Regions from separate parts of the Mus musculus genome. Here region 2 is linked to region 1. Evidence: chromatin loops called from intact Hi-C (ENCODE). Cell type or tissue: heart. All regions are shown on one strand.

Region 1 (8,000 bases):
CCAAAACTTGCTTTTTTTGTACACTCTCCTGCCTTACTTTCTCAAGTAGAATAAGATATTCAGTAAATAGCTGAATATAAACAATCCAATTATTATTGCATGATATTGGACTGAATATTGGTAGCATAAAAAACAAAACAACCCCCCCAAACCAACTAATCAGAATTACGAAACCCTTCACATTCAAGATCACTTAAGAACCAGGAGCCTGAAGAGGTGACACACATGGGAAGCCAGGGCAGGAAGATCAGCATGAATATGAAGTCAGTGTGTTTAAAGCCAATCTGGGCTACATAAGAAGTCGATTTCTGGAAGGCTAAAACAAAGATGGGATGTGTTTAAACAAGGACAAATGAAAACATAACTCACTCACTACAGAGGGCAGCATCCAAGAATTTACTGCAAAATGGTGCAGAGCAGAGCAAAACTGAGCCAGCCCAGGAGTACAGACTAATTCAAGCAGGTTCCGGTACAGCTCTTGGAAACAATCACAGAGTTAACAGACTCTCTGTCTAGGTGCAAAGTGGAATCACACCTAGGCTTTCTGCCCTCACACGTCCACAGTGTGGAAAGGGATGCGCCAGCATTCGAAAAAGAACAGAGGTCTGGCAGGTTGGAGCAGGAGTGATGTGAGCCAACCCTGCCTTAAGTGTGTGTGTGTTGCTGGGGAAAAGGGCAGAGGGTGAGGGAATAAGCCTGAGTTGTTTCTTTTTGTGCTGACCCCAAGGTGACACAACTAGTCACCCCAGTGAACCATCCAAGAAGCTAATGGGGAAATTTCCACAACATCAGAGATCAGGGCAATTCATTTCAGAAAGCCTTTGTCAAGAAGTGCAAGATAAACGTGAGCTTCACCAGGAGAAATGAGCAAGGTGAGGGCACAAGCTTAAGGGAGCACGTGCTGTATGCACAATCGGATTCTCCCCCTGCTTATAGCAATCTGTGCCATGAGCCAGCCCTAATACAGTGGTTCTCAACCTATGGGCCGCGACCCCTCCAGGGACCAACCAATCCTTTCAGAGGGATCAAAGACCATCAGAAAACAAAGATCCACGTTATGATTCATAACAGTAGCAAAGCTAGTTATGAAGTAGCAATGTAAATAATTTTATGGCTGGGGGTGGGGTGGGGTCACCACCACATGAAGAACTGTTCAAGGCTCATAGCATTAGGAAGGCTGAGAAGCACTGCCCTGGGGTTTCCTTCCCTCTCTTTCTCCTGTTGAACTCCCCAAGCCTGGTGCCCAGGATAAGTGACCCTCTAACTCGGAGGGTCACGAAAACACGTAACAGTAGAATGTGATTTCTGAACAAATGTCCTAAGAATAAAAACCTGGGGATGGACAGACGGCTTAGGAGCTGGATGCTTCGTGCTCTTGCAGAGGACCCCAGTTTGGTTCCCAGTAATCATGGCAGGCAGCTCTTGACCACCATAGCTCCAGAGAATTTGATACATGCGAGCGCATGCGCACAAACACACACACACACACACACACACACACACGCACACACGCACACACTCACACAGAAACAGGACTTTAACAAGGATAAAAACCTGTCCTTTCTAAGCATAAAAATCCTTTTATTACCAATCTCCATATCTGAGCAATGAATCACATAATATTTCAAATTAGTACAATGAAAAATTCCAATACTTCATTTTAAAAGGCTCCACTTGCTTCTTGCCTCTCAGATCACTAACTGGTAAAAACACCAGAGTTGCCTGAAGTAAACTATGTAGGTATTAATGGATTATGACTTAAAGTGTCTTTATTAAATTTTACCTGTCTCTCTTGAATTTGAAGCAATGTAATGTTTGGAGGTCCCACTGACCTCACTACACAGAATGGATGAAAGCTACCTTGTTCTTCACATATTTCAGGCAAGGCAGCAAGAGTGCAGCTCGGTGCCGGGTAATGGAGAGTTATTCTGCTCCATTATTGCTGGTGTGCATGGTTTCCACACAGCTCAGGACTGAATAAACTTCCGATTGAGGCGAACGCTCACAGGCAGATGTGCCTGACATCAGATGAAAGACATTCGCAGCCTGGTACTGGCCAGTGAACAGACATGACATTCATGAGGTCAGGGCAGCCTTGCTTCCTGCTCCACCTAGAATGTTCACCTATTTTACTATTTTGAGTTTGATCTCCGAGTCCCCACATGGTACAAGGAGAGAAATGGTTCCTTCATATTGTCTCCCTGACTGGCACACTTCATGCACCTCCACCATAATATAAATAAAATATAATAAAAGCATTTGGAACAATGCCTACTACAATTAAAGGCACAATTAATGATAGGTCTTAAAAATACAAAAACAAAACTCGCTCTTAATGGCCCGAGACACACCCACATGAACACTGGCAGGTCAAATTGGACCTGGATGGTTATAAAAAAATAAGATAGGAAGCTGGGAGGGGCTAAGGCAGTGGGGATAGGCCCAGGAGTTAGGAGCCATCACTAGGTGAATACGATCAAAATACATTGTGTGAATGTATGAAATCCTCAAAGATAATTTAAAAAACCCCATAAAATTCTTAGAACAATGACTAAATCAGTACCTTTGGACCATCAAAACTATATTCTGGTGGTTTATTTTCATTGTCACATGGAACACTTTTCTAGACTATCAAAATTTCCATGATGAACTGAATAAAATCTACACACATAACATTTCTGAATCATACTATAAAACATTTACCCCCACTACAAATACCGGTTTACTTATTACTCTCACAACATTATTACCATCTACTAGCAGAAAACAAATGAGGCCAGCTGCCAGGTCAGCTTGCTTCTTCTGGTGTCACACAGCATTCATTTACGTCCTGATTCTTCCAAACATCTCAGTTCAACACATACTTTTACGGAAAGAAAAGGGCCCATCTACTTGCGTATACATGACAATTTCATCCAAAGCACTGACTCGTTACAGCTTAGAGAAGCAAAACACTGAATCTTATCTGGTAAATCTACCCAGGTTTAATCCTCATTGCTTTGTATAACTTCTTTAAAAAGATTAAAACTTTACATGGATGAGTGTTTTGTCTGCATGTATATATGTGTCCATACCCTGTGCTTGGAACCTTAGAAGGTCAGAAAAGGGCATTGAGTACCCTGGACCTGGAGTAATCTATAGTTGTGAACCTCATGTAAACCCTGAGACTCAAAACCAGGTCCTCTGCAGAAGTACTCTTAGCTCCTGCTCCTTTGAATCACCTTTGTATGACAATCTATATTGCTTGATGGTTTTCAGGTCTTTAGAATTCACAAGTCACCTTTTCTGGCAAGAATCAGACTGATTTGGTTGAGTTAATGATAGGTATTTCCTTTGATCTTGTTATATGATGGGTATTTGTCATACATAATATCAGTACTATATAGTATTGAAAAATAATTTGAAGCCCTAAGAATCAGTAGGTCCAATTAATATGCACTTAAGCATTGGTACAACTGTTTGGGTTTGTATTCTCAGATATATAATGCTACATAACAAATACTTCTAACAGTCATATAACCTACAGCTAATTGTTTTCAACGAGACCAAGAAGCTAGCCATGATTAGCTGATGACTTTTTAAAACCCAAGTTTTGTAGGTAGATCACAATGTAATCTTTGGCATGGGATTTAAGAAACTGAATAAACCAGTCTTTAGAGCTACTTCCATTCCGCCTCCTTTATGTAGGGGCTACACTCACACTTCTATGGACACAAGCTTTAATAAGTAGTCATAGACTATCAGGTGCTCGTTCATGGATATCGCTTAGTGGTAGAATGCTTGACTGTAGTTACACACGAGACCCTGAGTCCAGTCCCCAGAATCACCCCAAAAAGGATTATTCCACATTTTACATTACCTTAACATCAAAAACTTTTAAGTACCTCTGTGGCTTTCAAGCACAGAAGTATGCAGTGAAATACAAGGACAGGATCAACTGACCCAATGGGAAGGGCTCCTGGCCTCCAGCCCGGCCACCATCAGACACAGGAGCTGAGCCCTAGTGACAGCCACAGTACAGAGACTCCTTGGGACTTCCCAAGGGGAGGGAATGGTCCACTTCTGTTTCACTGCTTTTACCCCTTGTAGGACAGCATAATGTGAAACTTTTCCTTCATTTGCACCAATATGATACTACATTCACATCAATCTTTTGAGCCCAACATGGGCATTTTAGTGGTTTTACTGTATTAGAAGATCTTGAAAGGACAGCTGAAATAACTTGTAATTGAAGAAAAAAGATGAAATACTTTAAAAATCTTTTTTCATTTGGGGGCTTATGCGTACATCTGTGCAAATGAATACAGTTGTCCATGAAAGTCAGAAGTGGTGTCAGATCCCTTAAGGTAGATTATGGTCATTTTACATTGTAAAATGGTTGCTACCCTTAACCACTAAGCCATTTCTCCAGCCCCTCTCCATTTATTTTCTATATGGATATGTTATTAACTTCTATAGCATTTAGAGTGTATCTCCCATAAACAATGATGACTATTTTAAAATGTATCTATACTAAGGCAAATAGTCTATCTACTGACAACAACAAACCAGGGAAACTTAATGTGCAATGGAACCAGGTGTGGCGGCTTACACGGTTAATCCCATCACTACCAAGAGACAGAGGCAGGTGGATTTCCAGAAAGTCCAAGGCTATTCTGATCTACATAGCAAGTTCCAGGCCAGTCAGGACTGCATAGTGAGATCCTGTCTCAAATCAAACCAAAATAAAAATGTGCAGTGGAATTAGCTTCCTTCTAAATTTTCAAAAAGTATTTATGTAAATAAAAAGTTGAAGAATTACTGCTTTAAAACAGTAGGCAATGAATGACCTTTTCAAGGTCAAAATACTTGGAGAGTTGTTCAAATTAGCAGCGCAGAGACAGACTAGGCATGGATTTAGCATTTGCTTGCTTCTTCTGTCACCTAGAGAGAAAGCCAAGTATTGACAGGATTAAACATTTCTGACGTTGAGAGTCATAGGAACAAGAACATGGAACCTAGCCAGGTAGCCATTCTTTCTTCAGATTAATTAGGATATAAGCCACCAACATTTCCAGGAATATATTTCACCATGCCTGTTTTCAAGGATACATTGTATGTTAGAGTCTGAGGACACAATATGCAAGAACCTACATGGACGAAATCGTGAACATGAAACTTGGCGGCACCAATGGTGCAGAAAATACACCAGAAGACATTTCCAAAGTCAGGGTAGGCCCCTAAGGCTAGGCTCAAAGCCAGTTCTTAAAAGCAAAGCAAGGGGCTGGAGAGATGGCTCATTGGTTAAGAGTACTGTCTGTTCTTCCAGAGGTCCTGAGTTCAATCCCCAGTAACCACATGGTGGCTCACAACCATCTGTAATGGGTTCCGATGCCCTCTTCTGGTGTGTCTGAAGATAGCTTCAGTGTATTTATATTCATAAAATAAATATGTAAGTCTTTAGTAAAGAAAAAGCCAAAGCAAGAGACCAAGCTTGATGGACTACTTTCTGGGGACAAAAGTAGGAGTGTGTCAGGATTAGTCCAGGGCAGATAGCTGCTTTCAAACCTAGAAAACATAAGAAAGAAGACTGGAGGGTCTAAATGCCAGAGGCTTGACTTTTATCTTGTGAAAAATGTAAGCTCCGGGACAGTGCGAGCAACACTTTAGACAACTGTATGAAAGGAACCGGTAGGGACAGTGTCTCCTAGTTAGCTTCATCTGTCGGCTTATCCCAACCCAGTTATGAGGGATTACCAATGGGGAAAATGCCTCAACAGACTGGCCTGTAGGCATCTGAGGCACTGCCTCCATTGGTAACTGATGTAAGAGGGTGCAGCCCACTGTGGGCAATGCTACCATTAGGCAGCTTTCCTCAAGCTCCATGCCTCTGCTTTAGTTCCTGCACTGCCTCCTAAGATAAATACCTCCCCCACTGGCTTTGGCAGTGGTATTTATCACAGCAACATTGAAATCAAACCAGAACACAGCACTGGTTTGAACAAATAGCCCATAGCTCATGTCTTGGAAACATCACAAATGCCTATGTTGATGGCACTGAGAGGTAGAGCCTTTGAGAGGTAACTGAGGTCTCATGAGGTAAAAAGGATGGGTCCTCATGACAAAATTAGTAGCTTTATGGATAGAGAGATGGAAGCTAGTGTGCTCTTACATTTTCTTGCTACCATTTTCTCTACATCATTGTTGACACAGCAAGAAGGCCCTTACCAAATGTACTACTTAGGCACTGGCCTTTCCAGCCTTCAAAACATGGAGAAGTTAACCTGTTCTCCATGGAGGCCCGGTGTGTGGCTGTGTCAACATCATAGAAGGGACTAAGATAGTGAGACAAAGGCCAATTAAACTTAGAGGTGGTTGAGGATGTGCTATGCTAAGGATGTATCCTAGAGAAGGCAAGTAAAACCAGAAGTCCTGATAGTAAGTATTTCAGGACTAAAGTGAAGTGGTCTCACTGTCAAAGATAAATCAATGAAGAAAATAAACCCAAGTTCAAAAGAGTAGTGATTAAGCATGCAAGAACAGCCCTTAGCTCAGGACAGCAACATTGCATAGCAAGCTTACAGACTTACCTTGTTCTCTTGATCAATCAGGAAAGGACTTGTATCGAAATTGTTATTAATCATATTGCACGAGGGACAAAGAGTGGAGCAGAGACTGAAGGAAAGGCCATCCAGAGACTTCCCCACCTGGGGATCCATCCCATATGCAGACACCAAACTCAGACACTGTTGCTGATACCAATAAGTGCTTGCTGACAGGAACCTGGTACAGCTGTCCCGAGAGGCTCTGCCAGAGCCTAACAAATACAGTTTACTATTGAACTGAGCATGGGGACCCCAGTGGAGGAGTTATGGGAAGGACTGAAGGGGTTTGCAACCCCATAGGAAGGACAACAATATCAACCAACCAGAACCCCCCTTCCCCCGCGCAGAGCTCCCAAGGACTAAACCACCAACCAAGGAGTACCCAACCATGGAGGGACCCATGGCTCCAGCTGCATATGTAGCAGAGGATGGCCTTATCTGGCATCAATGGGAGGGGAAACCCTTGGTCCTGTGGAGGATTGATGCCCTAGCAGAGGGGAATTCTAGGGCAGTGAGGCAGGAGTGGGTGGGTGAGCATTCTCATAGAAGCAGGGGGAGGGGAGTGGGACAGGGGATTTGCAGAGGGGAAACAGGGAAGGGGATAACATTTGAAATGTAAATACAATAACCAATAAAAATAAATTAAATAAATAAAAACAGCAGCTTACTTGTAATTCTAGTTCCAGTGAATCTAATGGGTCTTTCTGGCATCTGAGGGCACTCCAAAGCAATCTTTTAGAAAAGAAATGTATTTGACTAGAACGTAAGCAGACACCTTCCCCCAACAATACTGCATATAGCTTTTCCCACAGCATTTACCTGGGTGTTTAGAAGATGAAGTATCTAGAGATGACTTCAAGTATAAGAAAAGTGCAGACCCTATGGCACTGACAGCAGGCTGTGGAGTCCTGGCAACTAGGTATTCACAGGGATGACGGTTCCCTACCCACCACCACCCCCAGTTTCAAGCCTTTTAGCCTGTCTTAGTAAACACACGATACAAACATTCCTCCCAAGAATATTGGGGTCACTTCTTTTTCAGTTAAACTACTCCAACAGTCCTCAATACATCCAGTACTGCACTATAACTCTGATCTAGGGTTCCCATACTATCAGGTTTTTGTTCTGCTTTCTAAATCCTTAGAGTTTAATAATAATGCTTTTAATCAGGAAGAGGTCAACAACTTTCTACAGAGGACTAGGCAGATGGCAGGCATGGTTTCTAGAGTGAACACTCACCTCTGCTGCTGGAGCACAAACACAGAACGCAGGCAAAACATTGCAAATGGGAGCTATTCCACAAAGCTTTATTTACAACATCAAAATTTTATTTCATAAAATTCCTATGCTACAAGTCACATCATTGGCATGGTAGGTAGCACTTACCTGTAATTCCAGTACCGAAGAATTTGAAAC
Region 2 (8,000 bases), 84 kb before region 1:
AATGATATTTGCTCGTTCCAAGTTCTTCCCAGCTAGGGTCTGATCACCCCTCGCCTGAATATATTTTGCAATACTTTTGGCTCTGTCTTTGCTCATTCTGGTGGCATGCTCACTTCATTTGGAATTGTAGCCAGCACCTGTGTAGTGGCTATTCCTGGTTGTCAACTTGACTCTATCTGGAATGAACTACGATCCAGAATTGGAGGGCTCACCTGTGATCCAGATCTTGAGGCTGGAAGACACAAGTTTTTGACCTGGATCTTGGCATGGAGATCTTGAGGCATAGTAGCTATGAATCCCAGGAGACTAAGGCAAGGAGATCTCTGAGTTCAAGGTCATCTGGAGAAAGCAAGTCCTAGGTCCAGGCATGGTGGTACACACCTTTAATCTGGGCCACACTTTCTGCTGGATACCTACATAAGGATATTGGAAGAAGAAAGATTTGTTCTCTTCGCCTGCTTGCCTGTGGGACTGATCAACTGCTAGATCCTTGGACTTCCATTCACAGCTGCTGCTGACCATTGTTGGGGAGTTGGACTACAGACTTTGGGTCATCCACAAATTCCCTTACTATATAGAGACAACCCATAAGTTCTGTGACTCTAGAGAACCCTGACTAATACAACTTTGCTTTATTCACTTTTGAATTTTAGCTAATGCAAGGGGATTTTCAGTTGGCAATAGCAGATCCACAGGTGGCCCTTTATACATTTACCCATCAGGAAGAGAGGAAGGCCCCCTGATAGTTGGGCTGGGGATGCTTACACTTGTATCAGATGAGTATAACCCATTAGTGTTATAAACTTGCATGTCTACTCATATTGAAAGCTGCTCCTATATCCCTTAGTGTAAACTGCCCCCAAATCATATTAAACAGTCAATTTCCATAAGTCTAAATGCATCCAATAGGAGTTAATGAATAATGATCTTCTTGTGTCCTGTTGTTCTCAAAGCAAGAATACTTTTCTAAAGTCAGGGGTAGCTGGGCCAGGTGACACACACACCTATCACTCAAGAAGCAGAGGCAGGCAGATCTCTGAGTATTAGATCTAAACCCGGAACAAGTGGCTAACTAAGGTGACTATTTAACATATCAAAGGAAACATGGTCATTAGGTTCTTCTAATGCCCTACCCCAACCAGAACTTCTCAGCCCAGGGACTGGGTTGCCCTTCCCCAAGCTGCCCTTCCCTATAAAAGCTGTCTAGGCATTTTTGTTACTTGAGTCTTTTCATTTACCCTTTATCCTCCTGGTCTTTTGGTCTCTCCTCTCCCCTCCCTCCTCTCCTCACGTAGCCTAGCTCAGGGTCACATTTGCTCTGGACTCTCCCAGATGTCTCTGCCTATGGCTATGTTCTCCTTCACATCTACAATCAACCTTCTCCACTGGACCCAGTAGCCATGTGTCTCCCCCGACCCCATCTTCCCCTCCTTCCTTCCCTCCCTTCCTCCCTCCCCTCCTCCTCCTCCTCCTCCTCCTCTTCCTCCTTCTCCTCCTCCTTCTTCTTCTCTCTTCTCTCTCTCTCTCTCTCTCTCTCTCTCTCTCTCTCTCTCTCTCTCTCTCTCTTTCACTGAGTTCAAGGACAACCTGGTCTACAGAGTGAGTTCTAGGATAGCCAGGGCTACACACAAAAGCCTTGTCAAAAAAACCAAAAAAACCAAAAACTTAACAAAAAAAGTCAGTAAGTGGTGGTGCGTGCCTATAACCCAGGAAGGCTATGAGTTTGCAGCTAGCCTGTACTACAGGGTTAAGTTGGAGATCAGCTGGAGCTATGTAATAAGAGGCTGTTTCAAAACAGAAAGGGCGGGTGGTAGATTTGTTTGTTTTAGTGTGTTGACTTAACACTTTGTAAAGTTGGCAATCCTGTATCAATTAGCAACTTCCCAAATTTTCACTAGTCATTAAAGGTAGAAAACCATGAGCCTACCTCACTCAAGTGGCTGCTCAGGGCCATAGGTTTCCCAAGAGGAATCCTTGTTTCCTAAAGTGTTCAGACCCTGTATAGAACTCCAGGCTACTGTATGGACCGAAGTCAGGCTGTTTCCTAAACACACCCACCTTACTAATCCTCTCTCACCTGTGCAGTACTGTGAGCATGAGAGTCATGCTCTTCTGCCAGATAACATCGCTAAGGGAAAGATTTTGCTAGAGTAACAGCCACAAAAGCAAGATCCAGTGAATGCTTGGGACACTACTGCTGCAGATAAAATCAAAATGGGGAGAGAACACTTGCTTCTGGGCATTCTGAGAAGGTCATGGCCATCTGTGAACCCTGGGGCTTTTTGTCCTAAGAGGGCGGGAGAAGGAGGGGCCAAAGGAAAGACAACACTGCCTTCCACACTTGGGAGTCTACCATCTAGCTAGAACTTTGTTAGCAGTGGGGAACTTTGCACACAGCCTGTGCTCCTCAGTCCGTCTCTCTACAGCCGGACCTTCTACCGTAGGAAATCGCCTCCACCCCTTGGCATGGGTACCCCGGTTCCTGATGAAATTGTGACCCGCTGTCCCCTTCCCAGATCCTGGACTCCAGCCCTGTCACTCGCCACACACTGCAGATCACGTGGTAGAGTGCTGTTCGCCCCAAGTGTAGCTATTGGTCTGCGGCTCATGTCCCGGAAGCTCATTGGCTGAGTCCTGCGTTCACGTGGGGGTGGGGGTAAGGTGGTCTTGGATAGCACCCTTAGTGGGGAGAGGTGGCTGGAAAGTTAAAGTGAGCCACAGATTGCTGGAGCTGGAATCCAGAGTGCTGCAATCCAGTGAGCAGGTGAGAGGGCTGCTGTTGCGTGGACCAAGCCGAGTGCCTGCCCCACTTTTGCCGTCGTGGTTGCTGTCACTGTCACCCAGCTCAGATGGTGGGGCGGGCTGAAGGGTCTCCCCTCCGTACTCAAGAGTGGTACCGGGTACGTACCTCCTCAAGCCTCTAGTTCAAGGTCCAGAGCCAGGAAATCTGCGGTGAGGGGCACGCGGGGGAGTTCTCCGACACTTACCATTTGTCCCACTAACACTGACTCCCAGGTAGTAGAATCCCCTAGCTGGGCTCGGGTGGCTTGTCGCTTCAGCGTGCAGAAACATCTCAGGCACCGGAGCTGGGATGGAGCCTAGAGGGGACCCCCGAGATCCCTAAGCGAGTTAGCCTGCGAAACGTGTCCTGAACAGAAAGGATGTCTCGAGTCCTAACGTGGCACATCCCCAACCTGAGATGTGACACTTTGGAAGATAATTCTAGTTTTTTGTGGCAGAATCTGGAGTCCAAATACAAGCTCCCGGGGCTTCAGTTTCCCGTTACGAAATAGACGCGAGAAACCCGTGTCCCAGCCCTGACTCCATCAAGTAGTGCGGACCAGTCCCTACTACTCCCCACTTAGGTTCAGATCTCCTTTTGCTGCACACAGGCAAGAGGCACACGCTGTGTCGTCTCGGGTCTCGGAAGGCAATGGGCTCGAGGCGAGCTCCACCCGGGAACGGGGCAGCCCGCGTGGGGGTGCTCGCGAGGCGCTGCCCCCATCTGGGCTGTCCCGCCGCCAGGTCCCGCCCTGATGTGATAACTTGGGCTCCTCCTCCTTGTTCGTCTCCGGGAACTAAGCCCAGGCCCTACCCCCGGGACACCCCGACGCTCACGTAGTTCAGTGGCAGCAATCAACCCTGACACTTCTCTCAGGCTCTCCCATGAGGCCAGCGAGCAGCGGCCCCGGCTGCGGCGCCGCCGGGAGAGGTAGGTGCAGACCCAGTCTAAGCTGGGGCGAGGGCGGGTGCAGGCACACCCTGTGTCTGGTGGGATGGGGACTCGCTGACCTTCCCCCAGGGACTTGTTCACAGCTACCGTTTTGAACCCAGAGGAGAGGCTCTGAACCGGACGGCAGCTTCAGAACAGGGGATGGCAGGCCCACGGGGAAACAGAGAAAGTTGAAAAAGACTTGAGTGGGGGAACTTGCAGAGTTGCTGGAATGTGGCCCTGTCTCAGCTTGCGGGTCCAGGAGAAAGAAAGGCTTCTTCAGCCTAGGCAGGGAAGGAACTGGTCCCTTTGGCAAGAACGTCCAGGAGCCAGGGAGAAAGTAGAGACAGCTGAAGTAAACTAGGGCCATTTAGGGGAAAGTTAGTAGAAAGAGAAGCATCGGGGCCCTATTAGCAACCTTGAAGGTCAAAGCTGCAAGTGACCTCAGAAGAAACCCTTAAACCCGGAGAGTTCTTCGTTTGTTAAAGCTCAGCTGGGCAGAGGCCTTCTTAGGCCTGAGCTTCTTGCTGTCTTTGGCCCTTATTAGCTGGTGTGGGCTGCCTCATTCAAAGCTACCTGACTGCTCATTATGCGGCCCTATTCAAAAACATTTCTCTTCAAGGATTGAGGGGTGTATACATTAAAACTGTAATAATTAGGGTCTGTATACAAAAGGGGGCCAATGTCAACTTCATACATATAAAAGTATCAGCTAGACATTTGGGGAGAGAACCGAGATTTGCTGAAAGGGGGGGGGAGGAGTGGATGGTGGTGTCTTGAATTGGTTGAGGATATTTATCTAATGTAGTGTTGCGGTGGGTTATTGTTAACTTGGTTTTGACATCAGCGAGGAAGAGTTGCAGAAAGAAGGTCTCAGTCAGAAACTCAGTCGCTCAACTGCCTGAAGCTAGGCAGGTTGTGGGTTTTGGTTTTTTTTGTTTTGTTTTGTTTTGTTTTGTTTTTTGTTTTTTTTGGTTTTTGGTTTTTTTTTTTTTTTTTGGTTTTTTGTTTTTGTTTTTCTGTTCAGACTTGTCAAGCTTAAAAGAAATATTACTGGCCTTCTAAGGCTGGCAGCATCTTGAAAGACCACATTATTTCAGTAGGACACAGAAGGTATTTCTGCAAGCGTCCCAAACCTGGCCCAAGCTCTCTTCAGAGGCAGTTGACTTCTGAGGCACCCACGTGAAAGCAGGGTGTGTGATTGTTCTTGGGAAACAGCTCCTTAGGCTCCTGGGATCCTGTCCTGCAACTGTGTCCAGGTCCTGTGTCGCTTTACCGGCTCAAATGTGCATCGGTGGTCTCTGCTACTGCCTGTTTCCTCGGTAGAAGGAAAGCCTGGGGCAGTGTTGGAGACAGAATAAGGACTTCAGTACATACACGAGTGTGTGGCTGTGAAGATGTTTCCTCAAGCACCTGTCCAGCTGCCTTCCTTTAGGGGACTTAACTATTGGTGGACTGTCTCGGTTTCTGGAAAGTACTTCTAAGTGGCCATCATCACTGTCACAGTCCTGTTGAGACATCCATAGCTGAGAGTCAGGAAAGCTAAACTCACACAAGCACTTTACTACACCAGTTCTTGGATGAGCATGAGGTTAATAAAAGCTGGAATGTTCTGTGAGGACAACCCACTGCCACATCGCACCCTTGATAGAGGCCACAAGGGTAAATGTCCTTAACCTGTAATGATGATGATACCCAGAGGGAAAAAAAGAAGGGTTTCCAAGCCAGGACTGCTTACGCAATTCCGCAGGGCAGGAGTCCCAGTGGTAACTCCTGGGCTATCAGAAGAACCTCACTCACATTTGCCTCTCATGGAAGAATCTTGCAAAAAAAAAGTTCTTGAAAATGTTATTGGGACTGTCTCCTGAGCTCAGGCTCTGAATAGAAACTTGTCTCTCCACCGTCAATTCAGCTCGTTCTTACAGTTTAATAATAAAGGGAGCTGCCATGGTGAGTTTACATGCTAGGCTCCAATAGTACAACTTCACCAATGGCCTCAGCTCCCGAGCCTGCGGGACTAGAACACAAGAGTGTGCTCTCCTGGGTGGTAAGTGGGCAGCAGAGTCTTTAGCATGCTTTGGTATTCCGCCTCCACTTGAGAATTTCCCACCATTTTCTACCAAGCTGCTTCAGAGAAACCTTTCAGCATTTGCTAGGCATGCCTGAGGCTGGTCCCAGAGCTTGGAGGACCTGCAGAGGGACTCTAATCCTTGTGCTGACTCAAGTCAGGAGGAAGTAAGTGCCTAGCAGGGGTGAACACCTCTCCCCCATTCACTCCCAGCTTTTCAAGGGTGGGCAGTGGGGAAGTCGGGAATGTGGACCACATGCCATTATGCAACTGGTGTTCAGTTTTAATGCATATTTAAACAGAATAAGAAATACCTACCTTAAAGTTGAAAAGGGAAGAATATTTCTAACAACATTTTGCAGTGGATATGAATAACTCAATTTGTTAAGTTATGAATCCTTTAAAAAAAATTGAGTTGGTCAGCCCATTGATCGTGTGTAAAGCTAGTTCAGTTAGAGTTTCCCTCTCTAGGAACCGCCTTGTGTGTGCACAGCCCTGAGACCAGACCAGACCAGACCCAGCAAATTCTCTCTGGAGCTTTTTCTCTGGCTTACTTCCTTCACTGGAAGGGAAGTAGTGAGATATGGGCTTTGCGGGTACAAGCAGACCTTAGCCATGGCCACTTGGGAAAGTGCACAGATTCAGAGGCAAAACAAGATAACCAGGCTTCTTATACCCATAAGACCAATGCATCTTTAAAAAAGGAAAGGAAAAGAAAGGAAAGGAGAGGAGAGGGGAGGGGTGGGGGAGGGGAGAGGGGAGGGGAGGGGTGGGGGAGGGGAGAGGGGAGGGGAGGAGAGGGGAGGGGAGGAGAGGAGAGGAGAGGAGGAGAGAGGGAGGCTTGTTCTCTCCCCCCTTTTCTCGTTTTTTATTGTTTTGTGTTTGTTTGTTTGTTTGGTTTTTTTTTTTTTTTTTTTTTGGTTTTGTTTGTTTTTCGAGATAGGGTTTCTCTGTATAGCCCTGACTTTCCTGGAACTCACTTTTGTAGACCAGGCTGGCCTCGAACTCAGAAATCTGCCTGCCTCTGCCTCCTAAGTGCTGGGGTTAAAAGCGAGCGCCACCCGGCCAGATTTGAGATTTGAATCCAGGTTTGATCATCACTAGCTTCTTCAGCTGAGACCACTGTTAAGTGTCCTGTAAATCTGCCTTTGTAAGGAGAATAAAAAAGCAGACAGCTTTAGTGAGGTGTCAGAGCGGTTTGGAAAGTTTTCTTAAGCTTCGTTTTTTTCTTCCTGATCATAGAAGCAGTATTGTTTTAGAAGACATAAGGAAACACAAAGCAGGAAACACTTTAAGGAAGCATGTTATATGCATCGGTTGACATTTTTAACCTTAGAAATGGTCCCTGCTACCTACCCACAACACATACGTAACAAGGTTCCAGGCAGCCACAAGCCCCGAGTACTCTGAATTTCCTTTCTGCAGTATCCCCCCCACCCCCACCCCCACACAGCTCCAGAGGTCATCTCCCTGTTAAATGCCCAAGTGCCTCATTTACATAGCCGCTCTTGTGCTTTTGGGTCATAAAATAAAGTGAGCAACCTTGAGACTGCAACTGTCTGATACCCGAGATGGCTGAAAAAGTCCCTGATGGGCTGGTGGCAAATGGATACATCATGGCTATGTTGGCTAAGGGGCAATTGGCTCCTGAAGAAAGGAGTGGGCTGGCCTCATGTAGCTCAGAATGAATGGCGCACAATTTAAACTCATTAGTTGCTTACTCATGAAATTCTCATCTTAATATTTTTGAACCACAATTGACTACCAAGAGCTGATTCCATGGGAAACAAAACCAAGAGCAGACTGTGTCTCTACACAATTTCTATATCCATAATCTTTTCTCTCATATCTGGTATTTGTGTACAACTCTGTCTGCTCTTTTTCACATTAACAATACAAGAAAAAAAAAATAGCTAGGCACAGTGGCCCATGCCTCTAATCCCAGCACTCAGGAAGCAGAGGCAGAGGGAATGGCAGGCAGATCTCTGAATTTGGGGCTGGCTTGGTGTACATATCTAGTTCTAGGTTAACCAGAGTTATTTAGTGAGCCCTCTCTCAAAACCAAAAATACAGGCTGGAGAGATGGCTCAGAGGTTAAGAGCACTGACCGCTCTTCCAGAGGCCCTGAGTTCAATTCTCAGCAACCACATGGTGGCTCACAACCATCTGTAATGGGTTCTGATACCCTCTTCTGGTGTATCTGAAGATGACAGTATACTT

Evidence for each region. A loop is a pair of places that touch in the nucleus more often than their neighbours do. Peaks named below come from ENCODE experiments on the same cell type or tissue, not always from the same donor. Only the 100,000 strongest peaks of a DNase experiment are listed, where the experiment ranks them.
Region 2: a loop joins it to region 1, with 5 times the contacts of the local background. A loop is called at or near these places in 14 of 42 quality-filtered maps.

The regions. Positions count from the first base shown.
Region 1 is chr8:35,457,390-35,465,389 of GRCm38, forward strand. Eri1 (exoribonuclease 1) reads right to left here. Exons shown (of 7, transcript NM_026067.3): 7 at 7,876-8,000. Among named protein-coding and RNA genes, the nearest start is that of Gm34853, 25 kb to the left of the region's middle. In heart, a CTCF peak has its summit at 4,924; no DNase peak of the experiment used is centred here; H3K27ac peaks cover 357 bases.
Region 2 is chr8:35,373,042-35,381,041 of GRCm38, forward strand. It overlaps Ppp1r3b (protein phosphatase 1, regulatory subunit 3B), which reads left to right and starts at 3,621. Exons shown (of 2, transcript NM_001364452.1): 1 at 3,621-3,712. In heart, a CTCF peak has its summit at 3,472 (motif pointing left); DNase peaks (open chromatin) are centred at 2,610, 3,550 and 5,450; H3K4me3 peaks cover 4,478 bases; H3K27ac peaks cover 3,934 bases; H3K27me3 peaks cover 511 bases.